Regions from separate parts of the Homo sapiens genome. Here regions 1 and 3 are each linked to region 2. Evidence: chromatin contacts called from ENCODE Hi-C or POLR2A ChIA-PET data. All regions are on one chromosome and are shown on one strand. Each heading gives the region's core, a stretch centred on a gene start or an enhancer-like site at or near the end of the contact. The rest is flanking DNA. Distances are from core to core; before and after follow the strand shown. Region 1 holds the start of H3C11 (H3 clustered histone 11). Region 2 holds the start of ZBED9-AS1 (ZBED9 antisense RNA 1). Region 3 holds the start of H2AC17 (H2A clustered histone 17).

Region 1 (3,842 bases), core at 343-2,842, 720 kb after region 2:
ACTTCGAGTTTGTACGGAAGCAGTTTCTACACGCTATTTCACAAATGCCCGAAACGACTGTGATTACCCCTCTAGAGATGGCGCCATTTGATTCCAGCAGCCACAAAGCACTAGAACAATCGATGCTAAGAGGTGACAGGAAAAACAGGCTGCAAAGACCCAGACAATGGAATGCAGCGGTGGTCAGCCTAAAACACTGTAGAAGGGCAAGATGAGCTGAGTAATTTTTAACTGGGCATCATTTTTAGAAACTGGAGTTTAAGTACCCCCTTTTCCATTTTTTCCTGAAGTCGTGGGCAGGGCGCAAGGTCTGTGAATCGGCCGACCGGATGCAGCTGGTGTGGAGAGTTCCCAATCAGGTCCGATTTATTACTATATAAAGTACTGCTGCGAGGCTTGCCGTGTTGCATTTTGTTTAGTACAAGACATGTCTGGGCGCGGCAAAGGCGGGAAGGGTCTGGGCAAAGGAGGCGCTAAGCGCCACCGCAAAGTTCTGCGCGACAACATTCAGGGCATCACCAAGCCCGCCATCCGACGCCTGGCACGGCGTGGAGGCGTTAAGCGCATCTCAGGCCTTATATACGAGGAGACACGCGGAGTTCTTAAAGTGTTTTTGGAGAATGTAATCCGCGATGCAGTTACCTACACGGAGCACGCCAAACGCAAGACAGTCACAGCCATGGACGTGGTTTACGCGCTCAAGCGCCAGGGCCGCACCCTGTATGGCTTTGGCGGCTGAGTGTTTTACTTACTTACACGGTTCCTCAAAGGCCCTTCTCAGGGCCACCCATGAAGTCTGTGAAAGAGCTGTAGACTAAAGATAGTTAATTTCTTAAGAACACTTAAACGTATGGCAGTTTTGGCAAATTAGCGATTCCACATAAGCAGTCGCTGAAGTTTGAGGTTCGGTGCCCCTTTCAGCATTACTTAGTGGTTAAAAGTGCCGGCTTCTCTGATACACGGCCAAATCTATAACGCCTCTCTGGTTTTTGCAAAAGTCATAATGAAACAGCCGGTCTCATTTATCTTGTATCGATTACTTTACCGCTACCAATGCGAGGGCTGTGTAACTATGACACTGTGGTCCGCAACGCCCAAAATGTTTTAATATCGCCCTTTACAGAAAAAGTCGGCCAACTTCTAAAACATTAAGTACGTTTAAATTTGAGAAATACTGGCATACCACAACGCTCGAATTTCATATCCCCTTCAATGCCTCCATTTACAAATTTACTCTAGTTTCACTTTTCCTTTACGTTCTTTAACTTTTTGTCAAATCAGTAATGACACCTCGTAATTAAAATAGTGCAAGGCAAGTTTAGATTTATCAAGCTTATATTTAAACAGGATTTTGATGCATGAAAAATCCTAGACTTTTGGGGGATTTTTTTTTGTTTCCGTTTTTGTTTTTCTTTAGCTAGCAAAACCATTTTACGTTTCTTGACCCAAAACAGAGGCGGAATGTCTCCCTTTCACTAGCAGATTAAACTGGGAGCCAATTCCGTGTGTGAGACGTGGCATGGCACAGTCTACTGTCCAATCAGAACGCGAGGGCAGCTATAAATACCGGGATGATCAGTTTTTTTCTCTCATTTGTGTTGAGTAGGTACGTCTACTTAGCCATGGCACGAACAAAGCAAACAGCTCGCAAGTCCACCGGCGGCAAAGCGCCGCGCAAGCAGCTGGCCACCAAGGCGGCTCGCAAGAGCGCTCCGGCCACCGGTGGCGTCAAGAAGCCCCACCGCTACCGCCCCGGCACCGTGGCCCTGCGCGAGATCCGCCGCTACCAGAAGTCGACCGAGCTGCTAATCCGGAAGCTACCTTTTCAGCGCTTGGTACGGGAGATCGCACAGGACTTTAAGACCGATCTGCGCTTCCAGAGCTCGGCGGTGATGGCGCTGCAGGAGGCTTGCGAGGCCTACCTGGTGGGGCTATTTGAGGATACCAACCTGTGCGCCATTCACGCCAAACGCGTCACTATTATGCCTAAAGACATCCAGCTTGCGCGCCGCATCCGAGGGGAGAGGGCATAAATATTCCTATCAGCCCAAGAAGTCTGTCCAACCCCAAAAGGCTCTTTTCAGAGCCCCTCAATTGTCACCAAAAGGAAGCTGTAGCTTTTGAGACGTGTCTTAGCTCCATGTTAAATACAAGCTGTGGACAAAACGTGGTAGTGGCCCAACACACTATAATGCAGGAGTCAGGTCACAGGCTGTTGGTATGCTAAATCAATTTCACATACAGAACCTGTTCCTACTGATAAGGATTATCACTCAAAAAAGACATGTCATGGGGTCAATTTTACAGATGAAGTTTAGTTTTGAAAAGTATTCCTGTTTTTATCCTTGAGGAATGTGTCTCCTGCGTATCTACCTGCCCCTACTGAAGGGAACAAGTAGCACAATGAGTGTCCACAGGCTCTGGTGAGGCCGAGGCAGGCGGATCACAAGGTCAGGAGATCAAGACCATCCTGGCTAACACGGTGAAACCCCCCTGTCCACTAAAAAAAAGACTGCCGGCCGTGGTGGCACGCGCCTGTAGTCCCAGCTACTCGGGAGGCTGAGGCAGGAGGATCGCTTGAACCTGGCAGGCAGAGGTTGCAGTGAGCCGAGATCGCGCCACTGCCCTCCAGCCTGGGCTACAGAGCGAGACTCCGCCTCAAAAATACAAAAAACAACAGGCTCTAAAAACTACACACATGAGAGTGGAACAATAGACAATAAGGACTCAGAAGGGAGGAAAGAATGAATGATAAGTTACTTAATTGGTACAATGTAAGCTATTTAGCTCTTGTATAGCCCATGTAACTTGACCACCTTGGAGCATATGCACATAACAAAGTTGCCATCGTACCCCATGCAAGTAACAGTTTTGACAAAAAGCTCGACACTTTTGTTCTGTTTCAATGTAATGTTTAGCAAGCCATGTGTTAGGTAGTGGGCCTCTGAGGAGGGATACTTTAACCTACTGCATGCTGTCATCTATGAAATGAACTTCTAGCTCTAAGTGGACCTTAAAAAATATTTTCCTGTCATTTCACCATATGCTTGTCATAGACTGTGGAGTTGGATTTTCATGAGATTTTTTCTTTCTTTTTTTTTTTCAGAGAGAATCAGTCTGGGTATTAAACTTCAAGTGGTATTTTAAAGCTCTTCCTGGTTTCTAACCAAACTTTTCCATTATTTCCAGCTGTTTTAGAGTTTCCTCATGTGCTCTACATATGTGACTATCATGACCTCATTTTGCTCTTAAACTTTTTGAAGCACACATCTTGACCTAGGAGATATCTGGCAGAGATGTGAAGGCAATTTTTCTCCCTAGTGCTCTCAGCCAGCTCAGCCTCATATCTGTGCCTTCCTTTCTCATATTGGATTCACTCTTGCAAAGAGGCATGTATCCCAGCAACTGGTGCAGCGGTGTCCGATCTTTTGTCTTCCCTGGGCCACGTTGGAAGAAGAATTGTCTTGGGCCACACCTAAAATACAGGATCACTAAAGATAGCTGACGAAAGAAAACAAAGGAAGGAAGGAAGGAAGGGAGGAAGGAAGGAAAAAGGAAGGGCGCAGTGGCTCACATCTGTAATCCCAGCACTTTGCATTTTGGGAGGCCGATGCGGGCGAATCACGAGGTCAGGAGTTCCAGACCAGCCTGGCCAACATGGTGAAGCCACGTCTCTACTAAAAATACAAAAAATTAGCTGGGCATAGTGGCAGGCGCCTGTAGTCCCAGCTCCTTGGGAGGCTGAGGTTGCAGTGAGCCGAGATCACGCTACTGCACTCCAGTCCTGGTGACAGAGTGAGACTCTGTCTCAAAAAAAAAAAAAAAAAAAAAAAAGGAAGGAA
Region 2 (4,065 bases), core at 578-3,077:
TCTCTTCACTCTTTCCTGCGCTTTTGTTGGGAGCATAAATTAGCTTCCAGAAATCAACCGGGGCAGATTTGTGAGGTCTGAAACTTAACAATTTAGAAAGTCCTCTTTAAGAAAAAGAACAGCTGTTATCAACATAAAATTATGGGTACTCTAAGGCCTGTATGATGTATCTGAGGATAAGCTGGAGTAGGGAGAGGAAGCTGTCTTAACTAATTTTCACTATACTAGCATACTTTTGCAAATCTTACAAAATATGTTTCATACAGAGCAACCTCTTCCCAAGGCCTTGGAAAGCACAGCGCAAGGAAAGGATCTTAACACACTTTAGCGAGACTCACGATAAACATCCCTCTGGGGTGCAGATCTTTTAGCAATATCTATCAAAATAGTCTCTTCTACAGCCACTAAAAAGAATGGGATAGACATGTAACACATGTTGGCTTGGCAGTTTCTGGGGGAGGATTTAAGTTTAAAACAAACCAAAAAAGCCCAGTAACTTGGTGAATTGTAGTCTAGTATGATTTAAGTTTTGCAAATTATAATGAGTTATAATTGTGACTCAGTTATATTTGTACATAATAATATTGTACTCAATTTTGTATGTACATTTTAAAAATAGGTTGGAGGTACATACAACAAACTCGGCATCAATTTTTCTGAGGAATGGAACTGAGGATGAAGAAACTTCACTTCTTGCCACGTTGACTTTTTAAATATTTGACTTTTTTTATAAGTGTCTATCACTGTTGTAGTAATTAACAAATGCAAATCTACAAAACAAAACAAACAAAACAGTAAGGCTCGTCAGTAAAGGACTTAGAAGTCATGCTTACTCCATGTTAACTGCCTACTGTGCTCAGCATGGCAGAGATCACTGCCTTGCAGAATGAGAAAAAGGTAGTAGAATCCCTGATTGCAAAGGATAGTTAGGGGGGGAAACAAAAGATAAGTTCAGCACGTTAAAAGTGACTGGGAAAATGATCTTTTCAGGGTTGGATGACACAGGCACACAGACAAAAATTTTATACAGAATTTTACTCAAGACCATTCACGGACTCTAAGCGTAAGATTTCTTTTTTATTTAGAGATTTCTAAAAGAGATGTTCTGATTATTCAAAGACTCTCTACTCAGAAATGCCAAAATGTGAGAAATCAACATGAGGACCACAGCAGAAGGAAACAGAGAATGGAGAAGGGAACCAGGCAGCAATTCAACAAATATTCCTTGGGCATCTCTGCGCTACCAGAGGTATGGAGGAACCCAGTGACTGCTTGAAAAGAATGTTCTGGTTACTCCACTCCAGTGATTCGCTAGGCGCTGATCAGCCGTCCAGATTTTGTTAGATTTCTGGGACCAGTTTCCCACAGTTGTTTAGTCACGGCTCTGTGCTCCGTGACTAAACAACTGAGGCTCATTCTCGGTGGTCTTGGTTTTCTAATCCGTAAAATGGAAACAATGGACTAACTCTTACATTTCTTTTTAAGTCTGATTTAGGGTGAAAGGGAAAGGTGAAAGTGGCCCGAAATTAACGAGGAAAGGCGGGGGACGATCCTACAGATTCGCTGACGTGGTAGTCCTTAGGGATGCTCCTCTCCATTTTGTTTCAGGTCGCTGCGGTGAGCACCACGGGTCTGAGTGCCAGCGATGGTTTATCACGGTGACAGGAAAACACAGACCAGCAGCATCTACTCCAGCACTACTCACACTGTGGAACTCTTTTCACCGTGATGCCAGATAACTAGGTAATTCCGGAGTTAATTCTCCGTCGTTTCCAGAGTACTTGCCTCCCCAGAATTACTGGTACCGTAGGTGTTTGCACAACCAGTGAGAAGACGGCACCACCTGGAATCCTAGAGCGGACCGGAAGTGAGCGTGGCTCACCGGGCCCGGCCGGAACCTACGGGCACAGCTGCGGGTGTGTCTGCGGAACCTCCACCTGAGCTGTAGAGTGTTTCCCTCGACCCACTAGTCTGGGTTCCACAGGGTCTGAGCTCCTCAGAGGTGGGAGCTGCGGCCGAGGGAAGGGTGCATGTGCGCGGCGACAATCGGGCCTCTTCCCCAGGCAGCTTGTGAGCCCCTCTCCCTCTCCGCCCTCGCCCAGGCTGCTCCGATCTTCGTTTCCTTGCCTAGGCTCATACACCCAGGCTTTATTTAGGGCCAAAGTATCCGTCATAACCTCGGTTTTCTGTCTCGCAAGTATCTTGCCGCTCAATTTGTGACCCTGAAGCTTTAGTGAGTCGCTCTGTGCTCACTATTTCTGGTCTTTTCAGAGGATGGCTTCACTTTCAATGGAATTGCCCGAGTAACTGCCCTGTGTTGTCACGTAAACAAGTCCTTTTAAACTGAGTCTGTAGTTGTCCTGTGTTGAGTGTTTTCTTATATCAAAAACTTTCCTGACCAAGAACAAAAAAGGAGCTCAAGTAAAATCACCCATTTGCCTAGACCCCAACTGGAGAGAACCTTTGCCTGAGCTGTCTAAGCTCGGGATGGAAGCAGTCTCTAGGGTCTTCCCAGCCTTGGCTGGCCAGGCTCCAGAAGAACAAGGGGAGATTATCAAAGTAAAGGTTAAAGAAGAAGACCACACTTGGGATCAGGAATCAGCCCTACGTAGGAATTTGTCTTATACCAGGGAACTCTCTCGTCAGCGCTTCAGGCAGTTCTGCTATCAGGAGACACCTGGGCCCAGGGAGGCTCTGAGTCAACTGCGGGAACTTTGCCGTCAGTGGCTGAACCCAGAGATACATACCAAGGAGCAGATCCTGGAATTGTTGGTGCTGGAGCAGTTCCTGACCATCCTGCCTGAGGAGCTCCAGTCTTGGGTGCGGGAGCATAATCCTGAGAGTGGAGAAGAGGTGGTGACTTTGCTGGAAGATTTGGAGAGGGAGCTTGATGAACCTAGACAGCAGGTGAGAAATTGGAGGTGCCATCTTCTGTGGAGAATTTGGGTGCATGGATCCAGAATGGAGTAATGGGAGTAATTTCGCGCTGGTGGTTGGAAACCCTGGTTTGGGGCATTATTTCTTATTTGATCACTGGTGTAGATGAATAGATGCGTGCATATGAGATAACAGTTTTTGTGTATGATACAAATAATTAAATGATTTAACCAAATGGAAAAGCTTGATCTATTTTTTACCAGTAGAAAATATATTTTATGTAGTGACTATGAGATTAAAGAAATATACAATAGTAAATTTTTTTTAAAAAATTACTGTCTTTTGAAGCTATCTAGGCTCTGTTACTAATTAGCTGTGTAACCTTGGGCATATTACACCTTCTCTGGGACATTAATGTCTTCATCTGTACAATGAAAATACTAATTGCATGATTTCCTTGGTTCTTTTCAGTATCTAGAGTTGGTATGTAAAATGTTTTGAGCTCAAAATTATTTTTAGAAGAATTTTAAAAGCTTTTTGCCATTACAGTGGAGTTGTTTCTAAAGGAGTATATTTGCCTTCTTTGACAGTAATTTTAGAACATTGTGGATATTGCCAGACATTCTTATATTTTTTAGTGATACTATTCATACATTTATCTGAACTCTTTCAGAATGTGAACCCTTTATGTATACAGTCTGATCTGTTAAAAACGCATGTTTCTGGAATGCAAAATCTTTTAAAATGAGGTCAGTATGCCAGAAATGAGTCAGTATAATGCTGAAATTGTGTAAGCTCATGTATGAGTTTTCCCAGCAAGTTGATGTTTGGGGCCACCAGGTGGGAGTAGCTGAATTCAGAGTATCTGATGTAGCTGAGCACAGCAAGTCCTGAATACATACAGTACTGTACATAATTCCCATTTGCCCCCACATCCTTCCTCTGGCTGTCTTGGAAGCACTTATTTACATTGTTCCCTCCCATCTTTGTGTATTTTTTGCTAAAGTTTTTTGTATTCCAGAAAAGGAGCAAGCAGAGGGTTTTGCAAGTGCCATAGAAGTGTGCTTGTGATAAAATTTCTGCTAGTGAGTATAAAAGAAGAAAAGCTTTAACAATTGAAGACAAGTTTGAAACTATACAGTGTTTTGAAAGAAAAGAAACTGTGAGATTGGTCATGCAACTGGCATA
Region 3 (3,780 bases), core at 1,273-3,772, 690 kb after region 2:
CTTTTGCTTTTTTGCCACAAGATGGCAGGAGAAGGCCACACGTACTCTCTCACCCACTCGGAGGATAATCACCCCTCAGATGTTCTCTCAAGGACGCGGGATGGGCAGGGAGAAACGAATCTCGAAAAAGAGAGCGAAGAGGAATGAAAGGAGGGGGCAAATGTGATGCCAAGTTAAAGAACATGATGAAATCAGGGGACTGCTCTCCAAGTAACTTAGCTTGTCGATAAGCTCTGTCGCCAAGCCCGAGGCACCAAACTTTAATGACAAGGTACGGGGACTGGGGAAGAGAACATTTTAGGGAAGTGAACGGCAAATCCTACAATGTATTTTGAACGACCCACTAACCAATTGGCATAATTCGGGGCTGTTTGTCACCTGTGACAGAGACGAGACTATTCGTCCGAGATAGCCTTCCACCCATAGCTGCAAAGGAAGTGACGTCAGGAAAATAAAGGAAAAGTTAAGGGGTGATTTTAAAGCCTGGAGTGGAATTGTGGAGGGGCTTGCTATTTTGCTGCTAAAGATTTACAATAGAAGTAATTTATTGAAGAGGGGATAACGCAGTGGCAGAGGATGCAATGCTATGAGAATTCAGGCACTGTTGAGAAGAGGGGATCATGCCTTGAAAAGTCTCCACTCCCTTGTACTCGCACGCTCTTGGTTTACCTCCTATTTCTGTGATCTCTTCTGGGGTCCGCTTCTCTTTAAACGCGGGGTTCTCCAACTTCTATCTCAGGATTCCTAATCATGGACTTTAAAATCCCAGCCTGAACGCTGCCCCCGCCCCAGCTAATCCTGGCACACCTCCCTCCCCAAGGCCAACTGATTAACATTGCAAAAAAGCGGCTTTCCCAAGTTGCCAGGTTCTTTGTTCAACATTTTATCCTAAAGGAGCTTCCTTAGCCTTTAATGTTTCCCGTCCCGCTTTGACACCAATAATTTCAACCCACCCTAACATATCTGCAGCGATGCCAGACGAGATGCCTATTCTCTAAAGTGTATGGAAAATGGACACCGGTAAGTCAATGTCACCCAGGATCCGTACAACTGCAGTAAGAGGGACGGTTAATTCACAGCTTCCAGCTCTTGGCGCCAGAGTCCGATGCACTCCTGCAGATAACGGTCATTTCCATTCCGGGAGAACCTCTTCGAAAAACAACCCGGATGAGACTATCTGGCAAATTGCAGCCCTTGGCGGGCTTTTCAAATAGAGCGTTGACCAATCAAAGAAGGGGGACGTTACAGGCACTGAAAGAATAACCCGGCCGCGCGCGATGGCTCACGCCTGATATCCCAACATTTTGGGAGGCCGAGATGGGTGGATCACGAAGTCAGGAGTTCGAGACTAGCCTGGTCAAGACGGTAAAACTCCGTCTCTACTAAAAATGCAATAATTAGTCGGGCACGGTGGCGGGCGCCTGTAATCCCAGCTACTTAGGAGGCCGAAGCAGAATTGGTTGAACCCGGGAGACGGAGCTTACAGTGAGCCGAGATCGCGGCACTGCACTCTATCCTGGGCGACAGAGCCAAGACTCCATTTAAAAAAAAAAAAAAAAAACAACACAAAAGGAAAGAGTAACCGAAAACCGAAAGCAAACTTGTAATTATAGCTTAAAGCACAACTGCAAGCCTTTTTCCCCAAGGGTATCTAAGAACCCAAGCTAAATTTGTCTGATGGAGCGTCTATACTCACACGCAAAAAGCCTAGGGAGCTTAGCTTACCTTTTCCCGCCGTCTTCCCTCCTAATGGAGGCCGGCCGGAGTCCACCCAAAAGACTACAAGCAAAATGCACAGGCTCTTTCTCTGGAAGCGTGAGTGGCTCTGAAAAGAGCCTTTGGATTGCTGGCAGCTGCGAGAGCTCACTTGGAGCTGGTGTACTTGGTGACGGCCTTTGTGCCCTCGGACACGGCGTGCTTGGCCAGCTCCCCGGGCAGCAGCAGGCGCACGGCCGTCTGGATCTCCCTGGAGGTGATGGTCGAGCGCTTGTTGTAATGCGCCAGGCGGGAAGCCTCGCCAGCGATGCGCTCAAAGATGTCATTGACGAAGGAGTTCATGATGCCCATGGCCTTCGATGAGATGCCGGTGTCGGGGTGGACTTGCTTCAGCACCTTGTACACGTAGATAGAGTAACTCTCTTTGCGGCTGCGCTTGCGCTTCTTGCCGTCCTTTTTCTGGGCCTTGGTTACGGCTTTCTTGGAGCCCTTTTTGGGGGCAGGAGCAGATTTAGCCGGGTCGGGCATGGCGGAGGAGAGTGAAAGAGCACTCAAATAACAAGAATGAGGACAAGCTGGGTTATGCCCTATTTATTTACAAGTCTATATGCAGATGAGATTGAGAAATTCTTCTGTCTGATTGGAAGTTACTCAGATGACGTTAATATCAATATAGTCCAATCAAAACACGTATATTCAGAAAGCTCATTTGCATTAAGAGGAAGCTGCAAGCTTAGCCAATGGCCCAGCTTCTTTTTCGCGCCCAGCAGCTGCTATAAAATGCGCGTCCCTGTAGGTTCCTTTCACTCACTTTCTGACTTAGGCCACAGGTCGTTTTACCATGTCTGGACGTGGCAAGCAGGGCGGCAAGGCTCGCGCCAAGGCCAAAACCCGCTCCTCTAGAGCTGGGCTCCAATTTCCTGTAGGACGAGTGCACCGCCTGCTCCGCAAGGGCAACTACGCTGAGCGGGTCGGGGCCGGCGCGCCGGTTTACCTGGCGGCGGTGCTGGAGTACCTAACTGCCGAGATCCTGGAGCTGGCGGGCAACGCAGCCCGCGACAACAAAAAGACCCGCATCATCCCGCGCCACTTGCAGCTGGCCATCCGCAACGACGAGGAGCTCAACAAGCTGCTTGGTAAAGTTACCATCGCTCAGGGCGGTGTTCTGCCTAACATCCAGGCCGTACTGCTCCCCAAGAAGACTGAGAGCCACCACAAAGCTAAGGGCAAGTAAGGGCTGAACTTTAAAAATGTAAACTTACAAGACAAAAGGCTCTTTTCAGAGCCACCCACCATTTCTACGGAAGAACTGAGCACTCTGTTCTCCAAACCTATCAGAAATTTGTGGCCGAGTTCAAGCACTGAGGCCATTACTTTCCTATTGGGTAAAATAAAAGTATTGAATCAGGCCTAGTAAATACTATCCAACTGCTACCTTATAACATGAAGGAACCTCCTTAATTGTCCCCTCCCCACAAACTGTCCTGGGTCTTTAAAAAACTTGGGGCCGGGCGCGGTGGTTTATGCGTCCTTAGCATTTTGGGAAACTGAGGCAGGTGGGTGGGGAGGGGAGAAATCTCTAGGGACCTGGAGTTCGAGACCACCCTGATAACGAGACCCCTGCCTCTTAAAAAAAAAATGACTGGGCGCGGTGGCTCACGCCTGTAATCCCAGCACTTTGGGAGGCCGAGGAGGGTGTATCACAAGGTCAAGAGATCGAGACCACCCAGGCAAACATGGTGAAACCCTGTCCCTACTAAAAACACAAAAATTAGCCGGGCGTGGTGGCGAGCGCTACTAAGGAGACAGGCAGGAGAATCGCTTGAACCCAGGAGGCAGAGGTTGCAGTGAGCCGAGATCACGCCACTGCACTCCAGCCTGGGCGACAGAGCGAGACTCCATCTAAAAAAAAGAAAGAAAAAAAATACCAGGCGCGAGGCCCTCGCCTGTATTTGGCGGACTGACAGCAGAAGGAACACTTGAGTCCCAGGAATTTGAGATTTCAGTGAGCCATGACCTCGCCACTGCACTCCAGCCTGGGTGACAAAGCGAGACCCCGTCTCA

Evidence for each region. Hi-C counts contacts between places; a loop is a spot of excess contacts on that map. ChIA-PET counts read pairs that join two places held with the same protein, here RNA polymerase II (POLR2A). Pooled maps may share reads with other maps.
Region 1: POLR2A ChIA-PET joins it to region 2 with 10 read pairs in WTC11. The contact joins the promoter of H3C11 here to the promoter of ZBED9-AS1 in region 2. POLR2A ChIA-PET finds 5 or more read pairs at or near these places in 3 of 52 experiments (A673, H1 and WTC11).
Region 3: a loop to region 2 is called in a map of HepG2, with 7 times the contacts of the local background. The contact joins the promoter of H2AC17 here to the promoter of ZBED9-AS1 in region 2. A Hi-C loop is called at or near these places in 3 of 168 maps with a recorded cell type or tissue (HepG2, MCF 10A and endothelial cell of umbilical vein), 3 of 37 single-sample maps with no recorded cell type and 8 of 50 pooled maps. POLR2A ChIA-PET finds 5 or more read pairs at or near these places in 3 of 52 experiments (A549, A673 and Panc1).

Annotation. Positions count from the first base shown.
Region 1 is chr6:27,870,096-27,873,937 of GRCh38, reverse strand. It overlaps H3C11 (H3 clustered histone 11), which reads left to right and starts at 1,592. Exons shown (of 1, transcript NM_003533.3): 1 at 1,592-2,093. The coding sequence starts at 1,623. The coding sequence ends at 2,033. It overlaps H4C13 (H4 clustered histone 13), which reads left to right and starts at 404. Exons shown (of 1, transcript NM_003546.3): 1 at 404-790. The coding sequence starts at 428. The coding sequence ends at 739. RefSeq lists enhancers at 124-173, 254-423, 724-773, 205-842, 2,758-3,395 and 1 more.
Region 2 is chr6:28,585,140-28,589,204 of GRCh38, reverse strand. It overlaps ZBED9-AS1 (ZBED9 antisense RNA 1), which reads right to left and starts at 1,827. Exons shown (of 2, transcript NR_186619.1): 1 at 1,473-1,827. It overlaps SCAND3 (SCAN domain containing 3), which reads left to right and starts at 1,907. Exons shown (of 4, transcript NM_052923.2): 1 at 1,907-2,907. The coding sequence starts at 2,488. RefSeq lists an enhancer at 1,411-2,287.
Region 3 is chr6:27,891,927-27,895,706 of GRCh38, reverse strand. It overlaps H2AC17 (H2A clustered histone 17), which reads left to right and starts at 2,522. Exons shown (of 1, transcript NM_003514.2): 1 at 2,522-3,008. The coding sequence starts at 2,558. The coding sequence ends at 2,950. It overlaps H2BC17 (H2B clustered histone 17), which reads right to left and starts at 2,282. Exons shown (of 1, transcript NM_003527.4): 1 at 1,816-2,282. The coding sequence starts at 2,244. The coding sequence ends at 1,864. RefSeq lists a cis regulatory region at 1-183 and enhancers at 1,519-1,658, 2,049-2,288, 2,309-2,852, 3,199-3,248, 2,853-3,396 and 1 more.